2 separate regions of the Homo sapiens genome follow, and region 2 is linked to region 1. Evidence: read pairs that join two places in POLR2A ChIA-PET (ENCODE). Cell type or tissue: B cell. All regions are shown on one strand.

Region 1 (8,000 bases):
AAAACTTTGTCTCCACAAAAAATACAAAAAGTTAGCTGGATGTGGTAGCTAAAAAAAAAAAAAAAAAAAAAGGGAAAAAATTTTCCTTATGTTTAAAAGTTTTATTTTTATTTTATTTATTTATTCTTTTTGAGATGGAGTCTCACTCTGTTGCCCAGGCTGGAGTGCAGTGGTGCAATCTCAGCTCACTGCAACCTCCGCCTCCCAGGTTCAAACAACCTAAAAAAAAGAACTGAATTTTTTTTTAAGAGACAGGGTTTTGCTCTGTCCTGTCACCCAGGTTGGAGTGCAGTGGTACAATCATACTGTAACCTGAAATTCCTGTGCTCAAGGGATCCTCTTGCCTCAGCTTCTTGAGTGGTTGGGACTATAGGCATTTGCCAACACAGCCAGCTAAAATTTTTGTTTTTATTTTTGTAGAGACAGGGTCTCGTTTTGTTGCCCGGGCTACTCTTTAACTTTTGTTTTCAAGTGATTCTCCCACCTGCCTCAATTCTCCACCTGTTCAGTTCTCCTGCCTCACCCTCCTGAGTAGCTGGGATTACAGGTGCCCGCTACCATGCCCAGCTAATTTTTTGTATTTTTACTAGAGACAGGGTTTTACCATGTTGGCCAGGCTGGTCTTGAACTCCTAACCTCAGGTGATCCGCCTGCCTCGGCCTCCCAAAGTGTTGGGATTACAGATGTGAGCCACCGTGCCTAGCCTAAAAAGTTTTATAATTTTTTTTTTTGAGACAGGGTCTCACTGTCACCCAGGCTGGAGTGCAGTGGAGCGATCATGGCTCACTACAGCTTTGACCTCCTGAGCTCAAGTGATTCTCCTGCCTTAGCCTTAGTAGCTGAGACTACAGGCATTTGCTACCACACCTAGCTAATTTTTTGTGTTTTTTTATAGAGATGGGGTTTTGCCATGTTGCCCAGGCTGGTCTCAAACCCCTGAGCTCAAGCGGTCACCCACCTTGGCCTCCCAAATTGCTAGGATTACAGATAGAACCACCATGCCTGGCTGGGAAATTCATATAACCTTGAATTTGGCAGTGGTTTCTTAGATATAACACCAAAAGCACGGCATCCAAATTAAAAGCAGTTGAATCAGACTTCAAAATTAAAAACTTTTGTGCATCAACGGACATTGTCAAGAAAGTAAAGAGGCCAGACCTGCTGGCTCACACCTTTAATCCCAGCACTTTGGGAGGCTGAGGTGGGAGAATCGTGTGAAGCCAAAAGTTCGAGTAACCCAGACAACAAAACGAGACCCTGTCTCTACAAAAATAAAAATAGAAAAAAATTAGCTGGCTGCATTGGCAAATGCCTCTAGTCTCAGCTACTCAAGAGGCTGAGGCAAGAGGATCCCTTGATCACAGGAATTTGAGGTTACAGTATGATTGTACCACTGCACTCCAACCTGGGTGATAGGACAGAGCAAGACCCTGTCTCTTTAAAAAAAAAAAAAAAAGAAGAAGAAAAAAGAAGACAACCCACAGAATGGGAGAAAATATTATTTGCAAATTATTTTCTGATAAAAGTCTGTTATCCAGAAAATATGTAGAACTTCTGTAACTCAAGAACGAAAAGAAAAAACCCTAATTGACAAATGGGCAAAGGCTGCCCCATTCACCATGATGTGATTATTTCACATTACATGCCTGTATCAAAACATCTCATGTACCCCACAGATATTAAACACCTACTATGTACCCATAAAAATTAAAAAATAATTAAAATAATTAAAAAAACAAATGGGCAAAGGACTTGAATCAACATTTCTCTAAAGAATATACATGAATGTCCAACAAGTACATGAAAAGATGCTCAAGATCATTAGTCATTAGGAAAATGCAACCTAATACCACAATGAAATGCCACTTCACACCCACTAGGATGACTGTATTTTTTTTTTTTTTTTTTTTTTTTTTTGAGACAGAGTCTCGCCATGTTGCCCAGGCTAGAGTGCAGTGGCGCAATCATAGCTCACTGCAGCCTTGATCGCCTGGGCTCAAGCCATCCTCCCTCCTCAGCCTCCTATAGTAGCTAGGACTACAGGCATGTGCCACTATGCCCGGGCAATTTTTTTTTTTTTTTTGGTGGAAACTAGGTCTCACTATGTTATCCAGGCTGATCTCGAACTCCTGAGCTTAAGTGATCTTCCCACCTTGGCCTCCCAATGTGCTGAGATTACAGACGTGAGCTACAGTGCCTAGCCCATATTTTTTTTTGAGACAGAGTTTTGCTCTTGTTGCCCAGGCTGGAGTACAATGGTGTGATCTCGGCCCACTGCAACCTCTGCCTCCCGGGTTCAAGCAGTTCTCCTGCTTCAGCCTCCCGAATAGCTGAGATTACAGGCGCCCACCACCACGCCCATCTAATTTTTTTGTGTTTTTAGTAGAGACGGGGTTTCACCATGTTGGCCAGGGTGGTCTCGAACTTCTGACCTCAGGTGATCCGCCCGCCTTGGCCTCCCAAAGTGCTGGGATTACAGACGTGAGCCTCCGCGACTGGGCCCATATTCTTTATTTTATTTATTTATGTATTTTTAGAGACAGTCTCGCTCTGTCGCCCAGACTGGAGTGCAGTGCTGCGATCTCGAACATGGCTCACTGCAACTTCCACCTCCCAGGTACAAGCGATTCTCGTCCCTCAGCCTGCCAAGTAGCTGGGATTATAGGTGTGCGCCACCTTACCCTGCTAATTTTTGTATTTTTAGTAGTGATGTGGTTTCACCATGTTGGCCAGGCTGGTCTCGAACTCCTGGCCTTAAGTGATCTCCCCACCTTGGCCTCCCAAAGTGCCGGATTATGGGCCTAGCCCGTATTCTTGACAGCATTATTCATATTAGCTAAAAAGTAGGATAACACAAATAACAAATGTCTGTCAGCTAAAGCATAGATAAATAAAATGTATATCCATACAATGTAGTATTATTCTGCTATAAAGAAGAATGAAGTACTAACACATGCTACAGCATAGATGAATCTTGAACACATGTTAAGTGAGAGAAGCCAGACATAGTGGATCAAATACAAATCATAAGATCTTATTTATATGAAATGTCCAGAATAGGTAAATATATAATATAGAGATTAGTGGTTGCCAGGGACTGAGGGTGGGGAGTGACTGTTTCATCAGTTTGGGATTTCCTGTTGGGGTGATGAAAATGTTTTGGATCCAAATAATGGTGATAGTTATACAACATTGTGAATGTATTAAATGTCACGATGGCAATATTTATATGTATTTTGCCACAATTAAAAAATTATTTCATTCGATTATCTCACCTTGATTTCACATGAAAACATTTTGATGAAAAAGTATTTGAAGTCACATTATGTAGTGTAAAAGAGTAGAGTTTGGATTAAGGCAGACTGGGTTTTAAATGATCTCATCAGCTTGCTTTTTTTTTTTTCTTTTTTGATTAAGAGACAGAGTCTTGCTATGCTGCTTAGGCTGGTCTTGAACTCCTGGGCTCCAGGGATCTTGTCACTTCATCCTCCTCAGTAGTTGGGACTACAGGCGCAGGCCACCATGCCTGGCTGATTAGCTTTTTGGTCTCCAAGGATTAGTCTCTGAGGCTCCATTTCTTCAGCTGCAAAATGGAGATAATAATAGACCCTCTCACCACATCACTTATGAGTTGAGACACTCCATGCCCATATCAGCCCATTGTGAGCCCGTTGTGTTTTCCTGTATATCACTTGCACTAAAATTAGATAAGGGTGCTGATTTTGGAGCTCTTGGACTCCCGTGAATTAATTGGCAGTCAGTGAAGGTCTGCTGTTTCCTAGCACTCTGCTCTGGGTACTGTGGCTTGTATTTAGGAATTTCTGTCCACTTGAGATACATCCATGAAATGTACATTATATTATGTGCCTTATATAGTGAGTGTTGAATTCTGTAGTCACTAAGCATACTTAAGATAAAGATGGGGTTGGTCAGTATAGGCTGTTGTCTTCAGAGACCCAGGAGGAACTGAAACTGCGCTTGCTAGCTAACTGTTGCAAGCCACTTTTGATGTTCATCTGTAAACACCCTACTTCTAGGATATTGATCTCCAGACTCCATGGAAATGTTTATTCTCATTAGTCCCTGTCCCTGTCCAAAGGTAGTTCTTTGCCTTGGCTTATACCGCTGAGTCCAGAGCAAACCCCACCCTCATCCTATGAGACTAGTAGGGTGTGGGAGTGCCTTTGATTCTTAAATCCACCACCATGGGTGCTGTTCTTGTTCCCTAGACCACAATTCTGCAGAAATTAAAAAACACTGTAGGCCTGGCATTGTGGCTCACGCCTGTAATCCCAGCACTTTGCCAAGGCAAGTGGATCACTTGAGCCCAGCCTGGGGATTATGATGAAACCCTATCTCTCTTTTTTTTTTTCTTTTTTTTTTTTTTTTTGAGACGGAGTCTCGCTCCGTCGCCCAGGCTGGAGTGCAATGGCACAGTCTTGGCTCACTGCAGTCTCCACCCCCTGGGTTCAAGTGATTATCCTACCTCAGCCTCCTGAGTAGCTGCAATTTCAGGCGCGTGCCACATTGCCTGGGTAATTTTCCTACTTTTAGTAGAGATGGAGTTTCGCCATGTTGGCCAGGCTGGTCTCGAACTCCTGACCTCAGGTGATCCACCCGCCTCAGCCTCCCAAAGCACCGGGATTGCAGGTTTGAGCCACCACGCCCAGCCGAAACCCTGTCTTTATAAAAAATGCAAAAATTATCTGGGCCTGGTGACGCGTGTCTGTAGTCCAGCTACTCGGGAACTGGGAGACAGTCACCATTACTTAATGCTGATTTGCAGTTTTCCAATCACTTTCCACATTCCTGGCACTTTAGATAACTTTCCTAAAGTCACATAGTGGCAAGTTTCAGGTTCAGGACTCCATCTAGGGCTTCTGACTCCCAGCAGTGCTCTGTCCCCTGCACTGCAGCCTATAATTACCTGAAGCTATTCAATACTGTGCACTGCTGCTGAGCCACCTGGATTAAGAATATTATGTGCAGCTGGGCCTCACACCTGTAATCCCAGCACTTTGGGAGGCCGAGGCAAGCAGATCACTTGAGGCCATGAGTTCGAGACCAGCCTGGCCAACATGGTGAAACCCTGTCTCTACTAAAAATACAAAAATTACCCAGGTGGCCCACCTGTAATCCTAGCTACTCTGGAGGCTGAGGCAGGAGAATTGCTTGAACCTGGGAGGTGGAGGCTGCAATGAGCCGAGATTGTGCCACTGCACTCCAGCCTGGGCAACTGAATGAGACTGCCTCAAAAAAAAAAAAAAAAAAGGGCTGGGCACAGTGGCTCACACCTGTAATCCCAGCACTTTGGGAGGCCAAGGCAGGCGGATCACGAGGTCAGGAGATCGAGACCATCTTGGCCAACATGGTGAAACCGCATCTCTACTAAAAATACAAAAATTAGCTGGGCATGGTGGCGTGCGTCTGTAGTCCCAGCTACTTGGGAGGCTGAGGCAGGAGAATTGCTTGAACCCAGGAGGCGGAGGTTGCAGTGAGCCAAGATAGCGCCACTGCACTCCAGCCTGGTGGCAGAGTAAGACTCCGTCTCAAAAAAAAAAAAAAAAAAAAAAAAAAGAATATTATATGCATGCAGTCTGCTTCATAGTGAAGTAAATGAAACAAACTTCAACCCTGTTGTTCTCTACTCATGCTTAGGAGAAGAACTGTAGTCATGAAGTGACAGTGGTCCTGTTTTCTAGAACTTTCTATGATGCAAAATCTGTTGGTGAGTAACTATTTCTCTCCTACAGTTATGTTTTTGTTAAGCTTCCCCCAACCCCACCCCAGCCATTTCCTTTCATTTTTTTCCTCGTTGCACTTTTCCACCCTTCCCATCTTTTCTGTTATGGGGACAGTGTAAAAGGGAAAGTAGCACAGTCCGTTAGTGGATGCAAGAGGTCTGTGGGCTGTGATTCATCTTAAAACCAACTTAATAGATAGACAGTTGGCTGGGTGCAGTGGCTCACGCCTGTAATCCCACGACTTTGGGAGGCTGAGGTGGGCGGATCACCTGAGGTCAGGAGTTGAAAACCAGCCTGGCCAACATGGTGAAACCCCATCTCTACTAAAAATACAAAAATTAGCCAGGTGTGGTGGCATGCACCTGTAGTCCCAGCTACCCAGGAGGCTGAGAAAGGAGAGTCGCTTGAATTCAGGAGGTAGAGGTTGCAGTGAGCTGAGATCTTACCACTGCACTCCAGTCTGGGTGACAGAGTGAGACCTTGTCTCAAAAAAAAAAAAAAAAAAAAAAAAAAAGACAGTTATCTTTATTTTTTTGTGATGCAAATCTTTAACCCAGAAGAGGAAGCTGACAAAACTGAATTTCTCTTCTCAGCCTGAACTACATACTCCGTTTTCTCTATTTCAGATGAATTTCCTGAAATAAACCGAGCCTCAATTCGACAGGATCACAAGGGGAGATTCTATGAAGACTTTTACAAGTATGTTTGGGTGCTTTGCTATACTTTTTATTTATTTATTAGTTGTTTCTTTCCTAACTTAAAAATAAGTCAGCCTGGGCAACATGGCGAAACCCTGTCTCTACCAAAAATACAAAAAATTCGCCTCTTGTGGTCCCAGCTACTTGGGAGGCTGAGGTGGGAGGATCACTTGAGCCTGGGAGGTGGAGGTTGCAGTGAGCTGAGATCACACCACTGCACACCAACCTGGGAGAGAGTGAGACCCTGTCTCCAAAATAAATAAATAAATAAATAAATAAATAAACCTTTTAATTTTGTAATTGTAATGATTTTAGATTTACAGAGAAGTTTCAAAGATAACACAGTTCCTGCATGGTCTTTGCTCTGTTTCCTCTAATATTAACATTTCATAACCAAGTTACATTTGTCAAAACTAGGTTAACATTGGTACATTACTATTAAGGAAATTCAGATGTTTTTTAGATTTTAGCACTCGTACTTGCCGTCTCCAAGATATCATGTTGCATTTAGACCTTCTAAATGTTTTATTGTGAAAAATTTCAACATTCAGAGAAGAAGAGCAAATAATATAATGAGCCCGTATACCCAATACCTGAATTTAACAGTTATTATTTTGTCATATTTGATTCATCTGTTTTTTTCAGTGCCATTGACTAAGTAAATTATCAATATTGTAATATTTTATTTCTATACATATTCAAAAAAGGCATTTTTATATCTGACCACAATATCATGATCATGTTTAACGTTATTATTATTATTATTATTTTTTGAGACACAATTTCACTCTCTCGCCCAGGCTGGAGTGCAGTGGTCATGTAAGCTGACTGCAAACTCCGCCTCCCAGGTTCAAGGGATTCTCGTTTCTCAGCCTCCCGAGTAGCTGGGACTACAGGCGCCCGTGACCACGCCTGGCTAATTTTTTTGTATTTTTAGTAGAGATGGGGTTCGCCATGTTGGCCAGCCTGGTCTCAAATCCTGACCTCAGCTGATCCACCCACCTCGGCCTCCCAAAATGCTGGGATTACAGGCGGGAGCCACCATGCCTGGCTGACACCACTATCTAATTGAGATGATTATCAGATAGTAATAGTTACTGTTTTTACGGGACTTAGCATGAATGGGTTACTCTTCTAAGCACTTTACATGACTTGATTTATTTAAATATCACAGCATCCCTGTGGGATAGATACTGTTACCCCATTTTACAGATGTGGAAATTTGGACACAGAGTTTCAGTAACTTATCCAAAGTCCACACAATATTAAGTGGTGGAGCATGGACCTGACACAGTCAATCTAGTTCAGAGTCGATGCTTTTTGACCACTGTATTCCTCAACCTCATACAGATTATACTTTAAATTATTTGTTGATCTTTTGTTGGATCCTGTACCCCTAGGAGAATTTTATGAGAGTGATGGGCCATCTGCTGTACTGACACCTCCACTCATCCCCTTATGCAGATGAATTCTGCATTCCTCTAATTCAGTGAATTCCAGGAACCATGAGAGCTCTTCTGACTTAACAGTATATGCAGTTTTATCTGTATAATGAATA
Region 2 (8,000 bases), 200 kb before region 1:
TCCCAAAGTGTTGGGATTACAGGCGTGAGCCACGACACCCGGCCTATTATATTTTTTAATTGTGGTAAAAGATACATCACTTAAACTTTATCACCTTAACCATTTTTAAGTGTACAGTTCAGTGACATGTACATCCACATTGTGCAATCATCATCACTATTCATCTCTAGAACTTTTTCATCTTGCAAAATTGAAACTCTGTACCCATTTCCTCTTTCCTCAGCCCCTGGAAACCACCATTCTACTTTCTGTCTCTATAAATTAGATTATTCTAGAGACCTCATAGGTGGAATCATATAGTATTTGTCCTTTTGCAACTGGCTTATTTCACTTAGCATAATGTATACTTTTTAAAATGACTGCCTTTTTTTAAAAAAGGACAGGCCAGTTATTTTGTTTATACAATTTATTTATTATTATAATAATTATTGTTAGAGACAGGGTCTCACTCTGTCATCCAGGCTAGAGTGCAATGGTGTGATTGTAGCTCATCGTAGCCTCATCCTCCTGGGCTCAAGAGAATATCCTGCCTCAACCTCCTGAGGAGCTAGGACTACAGGTGCATACCACCATGCCTAGCCTTGTATAATTTTTTTTGTTGTTGTTTGTTTGTTTGTTTGTTTGAGATGGAGTTTCACTCTTGTTGCCCAGGCTGGAGTGCAATGGTGCCATCTCGGCTCACTGCAACCTCCACCTCCCGGGTTTAAGCGATTCTCCTGCCTCAGCCTCCCAAGTAGCTGGGTTTACAGGCATGTGCCATCACGCCCGGCTAATTTTGTATTTTTAGTAGAGACAGGGTTTCTCCCTGTTGGTCAGGCTGGTCTCAAACTCCCAAGAACTCAGGTGATCCACCCGCCTTGGCCTCCCAAAGTGCTGGGATTACAGGTGTGAGCTACTGCGCCCAGCCCAGTGTTTTATGTTATTGATTTATCTGATTGTTTCCTTTTGATATCATTTATATCATTTAATTTTCCTTTAGTCTACATGGTTCCTATAATCGTTACATCTGAGGGCTTGTTTAGATTGAAGTTAAACATTTATGCGAGACTACTTCATAGGTGGGAATATGCATTAAAATCAGTTTTAATTTCTAAAATGGCTTTCTAAAATGTCATTGTCTTCTGTGGGATTAGGAATAGCTTCTTCATCTAATTTCCATAGACTGGAAGAACCATCTTTTTGCCTTTTATGTTGGCCCAGAATAGCTCTATAGTTGAGCCCTCATTAATTTGTATGCCCACTGTATGTTGGCTGCTCCTAACTGAGGTCATTTCTGCTTTGGGGGAGCTCACAGTCTGTTGGAGTAAGGATTCACTGTTTTACCTTTCATCTCAGTACATTTCCATCTTCTTCCTCCCTTGCTTTAGCTGCTGCACAGGTTCTGGAACCTCTGGCGGTCTCAGATTGAGCAGAAAAAGGAAAGAGAGCTGCTCCCCTTACTGCATGCTGCCTGGGACCACTACAGGTAGGGACTCTGGTTTCATCCCTGGCTCTCAGGGACTTTGTGCCTCTGACTTACTGTTTTCCAGGAGTAATTGCTTGCCCTTCTATGCGTTAGTGTGGCAGATTCAGAAAGGCCTGCTGGGGTGGAGGTCCTGCTGTAAACCATTTGTTCCTGACTTTGGGTTTTTGGCTGATCAGATGGGAGATAGAATGAGCATATTTGCATTGGTTCTTGGCCACCATAGTCTGAAGTATGTGCCTGGTCGCTCACTGCCTTGGTCCTACAGGCATCAATATGTTCACAAGTTAGAATTCATGCATTGCTAGTGTTAAAGAGAAGGGTCAGGGACATTTGTGACTCAGTCTTAAAGTGTGCAGGGAATGTCCTCAATATTTTAGAGCTAGTCATTCAGTTAAATAAATAAAAACACTACATTTCTGTGAGGAAAACTCAGAATGTATAGGGTGGAAAGTATAAAGGGAAAAATAAAAGTTGCCTGGCCCCCTCCCTACAAGTAAGAGTAAGATCTTACTCCTCAGAAGGAAGCACTACGTATAAACTTTCTTGCTGCCAGAAATGTTCAATATGTCCTTCCTTTCTTTGCCCTCCTTTTTTCCTCTCCCCACAGTATAATCAACTTAATTTGCATAGTTTAGCTCCAATTTTGAAGCATTTTTTAATGAGTTAGTGAGAATCCCAATAATAAACTGACTCATTTAGAGTTATCAAGGCATATTATTCCAAACCCTGGTTTACAAAACCTAGTGTGAGAGGCAACATGTCGTGGACCCCCAGCGTTTGGCCATGAAACCAGAAAGTTCAGGATATCTAGGGGATTTCACACATATTTCCTAAATTCCAGAGCTACTGTGCTTTCGGTGGTCTAATTAGGTTTTACAAGAAAGTTGCAACATTTTAGGCAATCCACAGTCCAAAATCAGAGGTTGACAAATTTTATATTAGATATCAGGTTCTTATTGCCGTCTCTCCTAGAATGAAACTAGTAAGCCCATGGGGTGCCTTTAACTCACAGGAAGTAACTGTACCGCAATTTACCTGCCTTAAAACAAAGTTTTAAAAACTTGAAACCTGAAGGTGTTCTTCCTTTTGTTTCAGAATAGCACTGCTGTGCAAATGTATCGAATTGTGGCTACAGTATACTCAGAAGAGGCGGTACAAGCAGGTATGGAGTACTTTTTAGCAGATAGCTCTACTGGCTTACATTCTTGGACCCATTTGCTTTGGAAAGATTCTTGGAAAAGACCTATGCCAAGAAGTCTTATCGTTCTGCTTTGGAAGAGAGGGTGTTGAAAAAGCTCAAAGTCATTTCTTCCAGTTCCCACCTCTAATATCAGAAAGTCTGCATAACTCCCATTTCTTATCTGCTATGAAAATACAAGTTCTCTCTGAAAGTACTGAGCTCTTATCAGCCATTCACATCTTTACTCAAATTCATTTAGTCTCTGAGTTAGCCAGCCCTTCACCCAGTGGGACCTGCAAGAGGTACAGGGAGAGGTGCAGAGCATAAGTGCTGCATCCCAGTGCTAAACAGTGTGAGACACATGTCTCCCGGGGGTGGAGGATGTGAGGTCAGGACCACAAATAAGTAAAGGCAGATTGAGAAAGATAGATTCAATTCCATTTAAGAAATACTTATTGAGCAACTGCTGTTCTTCAGACACTGCACTAAGCACTGAGGATACAACTGTGATATAAAGTCAATAAAATTCCTGCTCTCCCAGGGCTCATACTTTAGCACCAGGGTGACAAATGAGTGTGACCTTACAAGCCCGTTCTACCAATTGGGAGTACCTGTCTGGAATGTTGAAGTGAGAAGGATTTCAAGGCCATATTTACACTCAGTGGGAAAGGGTTCAGTTGATGGCATCTGCCATTGTGAGAAGTGCCCCCTTTTTGGTCATCTCTGGCAGTGAAACAGAGGAAGACACAAACCAAACTCCTCCCAGTTATTTTCGTGCTGCCCACCCTACCCGTACCTCCATCTTCTGTTGGAGTCTAACAGGTGAATCTTTAGATTCACCTGTTAGCTAGTTCCCTATAGTTTGGGGATAGAATCCAAATTTTTAGCAAGGCCTACAAACTCCTTCGGGAGCTGGTCCCTGTCTGTTTCTCTCCCCTTTCCTGTTACCACTCTGTTCCTTCACAACTGCACTCTGACCAGTTAAGCTGCCAGTGGTTCCCTAAAGGTCCTCTGTGCCCTCCTGCTTCTCTTTGTACCTCCAGTTCTCTATTTCACACTCCCTTCCAGCTCAGATGTCACCTCCTCCCCCAGGCCAGTCCACCTCCACCCCTACCCCAGAGGCATAGCTTTATCAGAACATTCATCTTATAGTTGTTCACTGGCTTCTCTTTCCCCACAGGCTGTGAAGTCCTTTAGAGTACAGCCTGTCCCTTTTGCCTCCTTAGCCCACAGTGCTTGGCATGGGATATGTGCTAATATTTGGATGAATTAATGCACAGACCAACAAATGAACTGCTGTTGATTTCTTCAGAGTTTTTTTCCAAGGATGATCTAAGTCGATAGAGCTTGGATGCTACAGGGCATGGCCTCTTTTTGCGTCACTCTTGCCTCCTACACTTAAGAAATGCTAGAGTCACTGCATTCTTTGACATGCCTTTGGATTATGTTACTGGCTTTGAAAAGACATTGCCACTTGTTATCTTAAGTTCATGTAATACAAGTTCACCAGAATGCAGGAAAGCCTTTCAGAAAAAGACTATGAGTGTCAGAGTTGAAAGGTTGTATTTATTCAAGGTGGAGAGCAGAGGGTCTCTTTTATTTCCTTCCTGGAAAACGAGCACTCCCCTTGACACAGGGGCCCAACACTGGCGGACAGTCCAGGGTCAGCGTTTTCATCTCTCACACTGATCTAGCACGGCCTGCTTTCAAAGGTATAGCGGGTCTGAAAAATGGGAAGAGCACTGCTTAGTCATTCCTAAACCTTTAGCTAACAATCTGAATATCACCTCTTGGTATAGGTATCCCAGGAGCACATCAGATCTTTCTATTCTTAGACAAGATAAAAATATTATTTTTTGTGGGTTTCTTCCTTTTTAAAAAGTAACATACAGTCAGCCCTCTGTATCTGTGGGTTCCACATCCATAGATTCAACCAACCATGGATAAAAAATATTCAGAGGAAAAAAAGAGTAGTTGTGTCTGTACTGAACATATTCAGACCTTTTTTTCTTGTCATTAGCCCCTAAACAATATATAAACAATATAGCATAACAACTATGTACATAGCATTGACATTGTATTGGGTATTATGAGTAATCTAGAGATGCATACAGGAGGACTGTGTAGGTTATATGCAGATGCCAATTTATTTGTTTTGTTTTGTTTTTGAGACAGGTTTCACTTTGTCACCCAGGCTGGAGTACAGTGGCATGATCTTGGCTCACTGCAGCCTCACTCTCCCCAGGCTCAAGCGATTCTCCTGCCTCAGCCTCCCAAGTAGCTGGGACTACAGGTGCAAGCCACCACGCCCAGCTAATGTTTGTGTTTTGTTTTTTTTTTTGTAGAGGTGGGGTGCCACCATGTTACCCAGGCTGGTCTCAAACTCCCAAGCTCTGCCTGCCTCAGCATCCCAAAGTGCTGGGATTACAGGCATGAGCCACTGCACCCGGCCTGCTATACCATTTTATATAAGATACTTGAGTATCCATGGATTTTGGTATCTGAGAGGGGCCCTGGAACCAGTCCCCCACAAATACCAAAGGATGGCTCTTTGCAGAATGGCGAATGTTTGCTAACTGTTGAAGCTTGATGGTAGGGTCATGGGTATTCATTATACTGTCGGCTTCTACTTTTGTTTACATTTGAAAATGCCCATAATAAAAAATAGAAAAGCAATGTGTAGATATTATAGAAAATTTAGGAAGTATAAAAAGATATAAAGAAGAAAAAATAAAACCATTCATGACATTTGATGGGTAAGCCTGGTATCTCTCTTCCTCTGTTTGGGTAGGAGTGTATGTACCTATCTATTCACATACACATACATATGCATACTGATCCAATTATCTATTGCTATGTAAAAAATCACCCCAAACTCAGTGGTATAAGACAACAACCATTCTATTATGCTTTATGGATTATCAAAGATTGAGACAGGACTTAATGGGAATGGTTGGTTTCTGCTCCAAGATCAGCCTCAACTGAAAAGATTCTAATGGCAAGGGGTTAGAATTATCTAGACGTTTTCTTCACACACATCTAGATCCTGGATTAGAATGACTCAAAGACTGGGCTCAACTGGGAATGTTAACCAAAGAACCTGTGTATGACCTCTCTGTGAGGCTTGGGCTTCCTTACAGCATGGTGGCCTTGGGGTAGTCAGCTATCAGAGCTTCAAAATGAGTGTTCCAGTGAACAAGTCAGAAGCTCTGTGGCTCTTTGTATAGCCTCAGAACTCACACAGTGCCACTTTTACCATGTGCTATTGGTCAGAGCAGTCACTATCCCAGCCAGATTCAAGGGGAGGGAACATAGATCACTTCTCAGTGAAGGAGGAGCAAATAATTTGCAGCCATGTTTTTAAAACCTCTACACATTTGGGCTGGGCACGGTGGCTCATGCCTGTAATCCCAGCACTTTGGGAGGCCAAGGCAGGCAGATCGTGAGGTCAAGAGATCAAGACCATTCTGGTCAACATGGTGAAACCCTGTCTCTACTAAAAATACAAAAATTAGCTGGGCGTGGTGGCGCACGCCTGTAGTCCCAGCTACTCGGGAGGCTGAGGCAGGAGAATCACTTGAACCCGGGAGGCGGAGGTTGCAGTGAGCTGAGATTGTGCCACTGCACTCCAGCCTGGCAACAGAGTGAGACTCTGTCTCAAAAAAAAAAAAACAAAAAACAACAAAAAAAACAAAAACATAAAACCTCTATACATGCATATATGCTTTTTCCCCCCAAAGTTTTGGATCATGGAGACATATATGGTATATTCTTATGTCCATTGTCTGTCTTCCTACTGATGTATCAGTAAAATAGTAGACTTTTATAATTACATTAATGTGTATGACAAACACTATAAACAAAATCAAAAGATATATTATGGGGTGGGGAAATATTTAAGATTTATAACACATGACAAAGGACTAATAAATTGTTTAGGTTCAAAAACCCCATACATATCACTGAGTCAAATGCTAACAGACAGTGAAACAGGTAATGGGTATGAACACCTAAGCCAGGGGGAAGAGAGAGTGAGTGAGAGTGTGTGTATGTGTGTGCGTGTGTGTGTGTGTGTGTGTGTGTAGAAATGTTTAACTAATGTTTAAGTGAAAATTTTTTTACCTATCCTATTTCATTTTTCACCTAGCATATTGGCAAAGATAATAAATAATGATTCATCTTTTTCTCATTTTTATTATATAGGAAGCAATCCTCCCACAAGGGTGTGACCCTGAGAGGTCATGTTTAAAAAAAAAAAAGTTAAGTACAAAGGTTATTCATTCTTTTACTTTAGCTGCTACAGGCCAGAGCGGATGGTCATTTCCAGCAGAGAGCCCTGCCTGCTGCCTTCCACACATGGAACAGACTCTGGCGATGGCGCCACCAGGAAAATGTCCTCAGTGCAAGAGCAACACGTTTCCACAGGTATGTTGCGCAGCTCCTGTCTGCACTGGGGCAGGTGTTTCAAATCTAACTCTGACAACCACACAGCCCATTTGCTGTGCTTTTCAGCTTCCCAGACCCCAGGCCCTAGTACTTCCTGGATTTTCAGTAATGTGGGCTCATTGATTTCATCTAGCAGGAAAAGACAAGACAGTGTTTCCCCTGGGAAATCTTTTGTCCATCTTTATTTATTTATTTTTTTTGTGTGTGTGTATATATGTATTTATTAAAAAAAATGTGTAGTGTTTAATCTGAACAGCCAGTGGCTTAGTCAAGTTAACATATACATGAAGAGACTTATTATGAGGAATTGACTTACACTATTATGGAGGCTGAGAAGTTCCATGACCTGCCATCTGCAAGCTGGAGACTCAGGAGAGTGGGTAGTGCAATTCCAGTCTGTGTCCAAAGGCCTGGGAACCAAGGGGCCTCGAGGTGTAAATCCCAGTTGAAGGGCAGGAGAAGATGAGATGAGATCTGCCCACGCAGGCAGGCAGGAAGCAAAAGGGGCAGATTCTTTCTCCTTTTGTTCTACTCAGGCCCTCAAGGGGTTGGCTGAGGCCCCCGTACATTAGGAAGAGAAGTCTGCTCTACTGAGCCCACAGATTCAAATGCTTGTCTCATCTGCAAACACCCAGAAACACTGTTTAATCTGGGCACCCAGTGGCCCAGTCAAGTTGACACATAGAATCCACCACCATGGAGTAGAGAGAAGTCACAGAATCAGACTGCTTGGGTTCAAATCCTGGCTCTGTTCTGTGACCTTGGCCAAGGTACTCAAATGACCAATTCTCTAGTTTTCTCATCTCTGCAGTGGGGGAGTAATAGTGCTTACCTCAAAGGGTTATTCAGATTTTGGTAATTGGCTGTTGAGCTATTCAGATTTTCTAATTCTTATGTCAATTAATCATT

Evidence for each region. Peaks named below come from ENCODE experiments on the same cell type or tissue, not always from the same donor. Only the 100,000 strongest peaks of a DNase experiment are listed, where the experiment ranks them.
Region 2: POLR2A ChIA-PET joins it to region 1 with 7 read pairs; 2 of 35 experiments call an interaction of 5 or more read pairs at or near these places.

What each region holds. Positions count from the first base shown.
Region 1 is chr22:31,786,375-31,794,374 of GRCh38, forward strand. It overlaps DEPDC5 (DEP domain containing 5, GATOR1 subcomplex subunit), which reads left to right. Exons shown (of 43, transcript NM_001242896.3): 11 at 5,659-5,728; 12 at 6,371-6,443. Among named protein-coding and RNA genes, the nearest start is that of DEPDC5, 36 kb to the left of the region's middle. RefSeq lists an enhancer at 4,181-4,240. In B cell, no CTCF peak of the experiment used is centred here; DNase peaks (open chromatin) are centred at 3,977 and 6,467; H3K4me3 peaks cover 1,415 bases; H3K27ac peaks cover 2,619 bases.
Region 2 is chr22:31,582,508-31,590,507 of GRCh38, forward strand. It overlaps SFI1 (SFI1 centrin binding protein), which reads left to right. Exons shown (of 33, transcript NM_001007467.3): 13 at 1,368-1,465; 14 at 2,561-2,627; 15 at 6,940-7,070. Among named protein-coding and RNA genes, the nearest start is that of MIR7109, 35 kb to the right of the region's middle. RefSeq lists an enhancer at 1-104. In B cell, no CTCF peak of the experiment used is centred here; a DNase peak (open chromatin) is centred at 184.